2 separate regions of the Homo sapiens genome follow, and region 1 is linked to region 2. The links are chromatin contacts, found by Hi-C or POLR2A ChIA-PET in ENCODE. All regions are on one chromosome and are shown on one strand. The core of a region is the stretch at or near the end of the contact, and the rest is flanking DNA. Distances in the headings are between cores, read along the strand shown.

Region 1 (2,700 bases), core at 51-2,550, 84 kb after region 2:
GAATCAAACTGCACTGTCACATGGTCCTCCATGGCACCTGGAAGTAGAGCCAGCTTTGCTCTGTCTCAGCTGAAGTGAGGGACAAAGGCCACTACGGGTCCAGCTCTTCTAGGACCTGCTGTCCCGTGAGCCTCCTTTGCTCTGAGGATCTGGGTCTGGGCTCTTGCTGAGGCTTCTCCTCCAACTCGCCTCAGCTCAGCGTACCTCTCTTGTGTCCAAGGCGGCAGGACCAAGGGATTCAGAGACAAACACACCCCAGTTGGGGCCATCACTATAGCACTAGATCTCTGCCTGTGACCCAGGGAACTCACCTCTTCCTGGGGCCTCAGCCTAAGTCTTCTGCGACTAAGTGGGGAAGCCGAGGCACAGATAAACTGGAGTCTGAAATCGGTGAGCAGTGGTCTCAGGTCTGCACTCTGACCCTGGAAACACAATGACCACAGGAGATTCAATTAGCAACACCTATGCTCCCTTCCATGCAGTGAAGTTGAGTGAAACCCAAAGGTTTTTACCCAACAGAAGAGGGACAACCCCTCATTCTAGTTTTAAGAGTTAACATTCATGCACAGCTCAATTATCCTCAGTGAGCGAAACCCTGCCTTCCTGAGTCCGGGCTTTGGAATCAACTGACTGGCTGCTGTGCCACTTTTATTCACTGAAGAAATGATTGCCTTCCATGAGCCGGTTCTCCGTGTTGCAAATCCATCAGTGAACAAAATCTCAAATTCCCAGCTCCAGATTTCTAGTCTGGAGGAAGAGACACACTGGAAACAATAAACATGATAAACAAAGTACAGGAAAAGAAAAAGAAAAAGGATTCCTCGGGTTTGCTACCTACGGGACTTTGGACAGGTTGCCAAGCCACACTGTACCGTTTTCTCTCTATAACATGAAAATAATCATCGTAACACCTCACAGGGCTCCTGCTAATGTGAAACATTTGCAAGAGTGTCTGGCAGTTACCACCGGGTGAGGATACAAGCGCTGAGTGACTCAATCAATTAGTCACTCGCTGGCCCCGAACCTCGCCCCCAACACTCACGCCCACCGCCTGTGTCACTCAATCCCCACAAGGACGCTCACCCGTGGCCCCATGACCCCACGGCCCCGTAAACTCCCGTCATTCCTCCCGTCCCCCCTTCCCCCGATCAAAACCATCACCACCTCACCCTCCCGCTTACTTCACTGCCGACAGCCTGAAACCTCAGGGGCGGATGACAACAGCCAGTGTGAACGAAGCGCCACCCTCCGGGTCAGCCGAGCATTTCCGCTTCCCACAGCCCCCTGGGAACGTGAAGTCAAAGCAATGCGCACGCGCAGTGGCTTTGAAGGCGGGGCAACAAAGCCTGTGGCCGATGTGGCGCTCCTCGGCCCGCGCTTCAGTGGTTATGACAGTGTTCGCTCTAAGGGGAGAAGGAATGTGTGACCATTTCCAACGGTAAGTCGTACAAAAGGTCCGGGGAGGCGTACCTGGGCGGCGAGAGGCGAGAGAACTCCGCGCGGGCTTTCCAGTGCCCAGGCCCCTGCCGGCTCCGAAGCCGAAATCCCTTCTTCCACTTCGTTCTCTTGCAGTGGACGTGGGGTGTTCCCACCCCTCTGTCCCCAAGGCCACTGTTTCTGTCTTCCGCTCCTAGGAATAGGAAAAAGAGTCGCGCCTCTGGCATCTGTGGCAGCTCCAGAGCGCGGCCCTCTAGGGTCCAGGCAGGCCACATGGAGCGGGGCCCTAGGCCTGGCTCAGAGCGTCCTAAGAGCAACAGGTCTGGCTCAGTCGGGGAAGTGGCCTGGAAGAGGGGCTTTGGAGCCGGGCTTCAGAGCCAGCAACCTCCCGAAGTGAGGGAAGAAAGCCTCATTCTGATTGTTCTCTACCCAGTGGTGGGGCTCCGGTTCCTAGGATCTTAGACACCCTGGGAGAATCTGGATTTTACTTTTTAGCGGAGAGGTGTTTTCTCTGAGAATGCCAGCCAGTGGCAACATGGCCCGCTAAAAAGGCCTGTAGTAAACTTGAGGAAAGTTTTCTGTTTCCTGTCTGGGTCTGGGAGAAAGAGAACAAGTGTTGTTCTCCATGCTTACTATGCCTGCCTGGTCACCAAGCGGGCCTCTTTGGGTCAAGTATGACAGAGTCTCCCTCAGGTACACAGCAAACCCTTCTGTGCTAGAGCCAGCTGGTGCCAGACACTGTTCATAGATGTGTCCAAGACATTTGTGTAATCTATCAGACACGTATTTAATTTCCATTTGAACATGAGTGTTTTTCCTCTTTCTCTTTCTCCTCTCAGGTTAACTTGCATTCCCCAGATAGTTTGGATGAGTTACAACCTAAATCTGCAAACTCAATACAGCCAGACCCTGGGAAGTGACTCTCTCCAAGCCTCCTGTACAAGTCCCAGGAAAAGAGCCTGTTTTCCCTTGGACATGTGAGCAGTGAATTACTGCTCATTCAGAATTTCATGTGTATGTGTTACTGATGGCCAGGTTTAGAGATACCAACCTATTTATTTCTAGAGGAGAGGTGATTTGATAACCTTTTCAGATATCACTATCAGTAGGCAGAAAAGGGTTAATAGTATGATAGGGTTAATATGTCCTGAGGAGAGTAAAGAAATTGCAAACTGCAGAAGCACCTGATCTGTGGCCCTGGCCAGCATCTCTCCATATCCTGATTCTGTAAGATCAAGTGTTTATGCAGAAAGAGAAGGGACT
Region 2 (2,789 bases), core at 170-2,669:
ATTGCACTCCAGCCTGGGCAACAAGAGCGAAACTCAGTCTCAAAAAAAAAAAAAAGCTGGGGGCAGGGGGGTGGATATTACAGAGGATACAGATGAACCGCCAGATGGAAGAGATGCATAGGGCAAGGGATGTGGGAAGGTCCACGGACCTTTCATGCCCTCTCTGGACTCACTACCATCCGGGAACCACCAAGTGTTCAGCTGTGTGGAAGCTGTCTGAACCCACCCAGCCCTTTGGTTGTTGTCGTTATTGTTGTTTTTGAGAAACAAGGTCTTGCTCTGTCCCCCATGCTGGAGAACAGTGGTGCAGTCTTGGCTCACTGCAGGCCCAACCTCCTGGCCTCAAGTGATCCTCCCTTCTCAGCCACCCTTAGTGCTGGGATCACAGGAGCCAGCCACCACACCCAGCCACAGTGGGGTTTTTATGGAGGCTTCATCACAGAGGCATGATCATCATTGGCCCTTGGTGATCAACTCAACCTTCATCTCCTCTCCCCTCCCAGGAGTTTTGAGGATGGAGATGAAATTCCCAACCTTCTAATCCTGTCTGGTTTTCTGGTGACCAGCTTCCATCCAGAAGCTACCTAGGGGCAGCCAGCTAACAGTCATCTCATTAGCATATAAAAGATACTTTGATCACTTCAGAGGCTATTCCAAGGGTTGCAGGAGCTTCTTGCCAGGAGACAGGACAAAAACCAAATATATATTTCACAATATCAAACCAGGTGACATTACTCCAGATAAAATTGACTCTGGATTGGTAAACAAACTGCATCTGGACTGGAGGACTGAGTAAACTATGACTGGCTGGTAGGAAGCCATGGATTGGGGTTTTCTGAGCACATTGCCACTCAGTGATAAGTAACTGGGCCCATCTTTTGCTGGGATCCTCGAAGCCATGCCACTGGGACCATTACAAGAGATACTGGTCTATGGAACAGGTTAGGGCTTCCAAGCAACATCATCCTAGCACTCAGCAGTGTGGTTTTGTTCCCCAGCACCGGAGCTATCACGAGGGAGGGGCAGATTGGGCTAACAGCTCCTGGATTGCTCTGAGAAGCCCTCCTGCTGGAGAAGCCTGCCTGTCCCCACCCTCTGGCACGCTGGCTTTCCTGCCCCTCTCCTGCACAGCTGGGTAAACTGGTGCCACTGTGGCTGATTTGGGCCTTATGGGTGCAGCGAGTGGCTTGAATTGAAGGCCACCAAGTGTGGGCGTGACAGGATGGGATCTGGAGCAGAAACAGGCGGGTTATTAGTCTTTGCAAGGAATTGGGGCGCTTGTAGAAGTGAGTTCTTGTTTGGTGGTGACAAGGCCAAGCACAGACCTTTCCCCTTTTGCTTCAGTCAGCTGCCCAGGCCACAAACCTCTGGCTTCCTGTTCTTTGTTTCATGATTGATTAGCTATGTTTAGAACTGTTTGTTGTAGCTCTGTGTCCCCTGTGAAGGCTGCTCTGTCAGCCCCAGGCAGGATTGACTTCCTCCTTTGTGGACCACCCGGACCCCTTCCTACATCTGTCACTGTCCCTGTGAGGCAGGCTTCCTCCCTGCCTCTGTTTCATCTATGAGTGTCTTGAGTGTCTTAAGTGTCACTTTTCTCCCTCCACTAAACTGAAGCTCCTTGAGTTCAAGAGGTGTGGTTTTGTATCAATCTTTACTTCACAGGACTTACCAGCCCGGCCTCTGTTCAGTAAACATGTGTTGAATGAATGAATTTCCAGGGTAAAATATTTCTCATACCCTATCTGTTTCTCCTATAAAGTTCAAAATGATTTTAGTCATATAGATACTCTATGTAATATACTATGCCAAACTGACTAGTGACTGGCATAAGAACAATTATATGAGAAAGGCCAGGCCGGGCGCGATGGCTCACGCCTGTAATCCCAGCACTTTGGAAGGCTAAGGCGGGCAGATCACAAGGTCAGGAGTTCGAGACCAGCCTGGCCAATATGGTGAAACTCCGTCTGTACTAACAATACAAAAATTAGCCGGGCGTGGTGGCGGGCTCCTGTAGTCCCAGCTACTCGGGAGGCTGAGGCAGGAGAATCGCTTGAACCCGGGAGGCAGAGGTTGCAATGAGCCAAGATTATGCCACTGCACTCCAGCCTGGGCGACAGAGCAAGACTCGGTCTCAAAAAAAAAAAAAGAAAGAAAGGCCATTGTGGGTGTGGGAACCAGACCGTGTGGATTCGACTCCCCTCATTCCTGGCTGTGTGACCTGGGTTAGTTACTTAGGCTCTGTGCACCTCACGCTCTTCATCTGTCAAGTTTCTCCTAGAGGGCACAGAGTAAGCCCTCCGTGTGCGTGAGATGCCATGTCCCAGTGCCCCAGGCTGGTCCTGGGGTGCTAAAGAGGAATGTGCCATTACAGGAATCATTGACCTTCAAGGACGTGTTTGTGGACTTCACCCTGGAGGAGTGGCAGCAACTGGACTCTGCCCAGAAGAACCTCTACAGGGATGTCATGCTTGAGAACTACAGCCACCTGGTGTCCGTGGGTGAGGGACCGTGCCACAGGGTGATGCAGAATGCCTCCAGTACTGTGTTTCTTTCTCAGCTGCTCCAAGCTCTGGGGCCTAGGAACAATGAGTGTGGGTTACCACCCTCAGTGAGTTTGGGTTACTGCCCACTGTGTAGTATTCGTAGTCTCCTTTGGACACTGGAGAGCATATTGGTGCCCTTGCTTGCTATGTGAATGTTCTGTACTGAGGGGCAGATAGCTGTGTGCATGGGGCCATCACCTTCAGCCTGCAGGGGTGGGCCTAGGTTCTGGAATTCCTCAGCATTAA

The links. A loop is a pair of places that touch in the nucleus more often than their neighbours do. ChIA-PET counts read pairs that join two places held with the same protein, here RNA polymerase II (POLR2A). Pooled maps may share reads with other maps.
Region 1: a map of natural killer cell shows a loop between it and region 2 (4-fold over the local background). The contact joins the promoter of ZNF674-AS1 here to the enhancer-like site in region 2. A Hi-C loop is called at or near these places in 1 of 168 maps with a recorded cell type or tissue (natural killer cell), 12 of 37 single-sample maps with no recorded cell type and 11 of 50 pooled maps. POLR2A ChIA-PET finds 5 or more read pairs at or near these places in 2 of 52 experiments (H1 and naive thymus-derived CD4-positive, alpha-beta T cell).

Annotation. Positions count from the first base shown.
Region 1 is chrX:46,544,190-46,546,889 of GRCh38, forward strand. It overlaps ZNF674-AS1 (ZNF674 antisense RNA 1), which reads left to right and starts at 1,301. Exons shown (of 2, transcript NR_015378.3): 1 at 1,301-1,438; 2 at 2,277-2,700. ZNF674 (zinc finger protein 674) reads right to left here and starts at 1,232. Exons shown (of 6, transcript NM_001190417.2): 1 at 1,182-1,232; 2 at 312-422. RefSeq lists enhancers at 606-1,805, 1,421-1,570.
Region 2 is chrX:46,460,377-46,463,165 of GRCh38, forward strand. KRABD4 (KRAB domain containing 4) reads left to right here. Exons shown (of 6, transcript NM_001129898.2): 4 at 2,372-2,498. Among named protein-coding and RNA genes, the nearest start is that of KRABD4, 14 kb to the left of the region's middle. Within about 2 kb of position 1,420, at least 2 of the 41 ENCODE cell types and tissues checked have a DNase peak (open chromatin) inside an H3K27ac peak, as active enhancers do.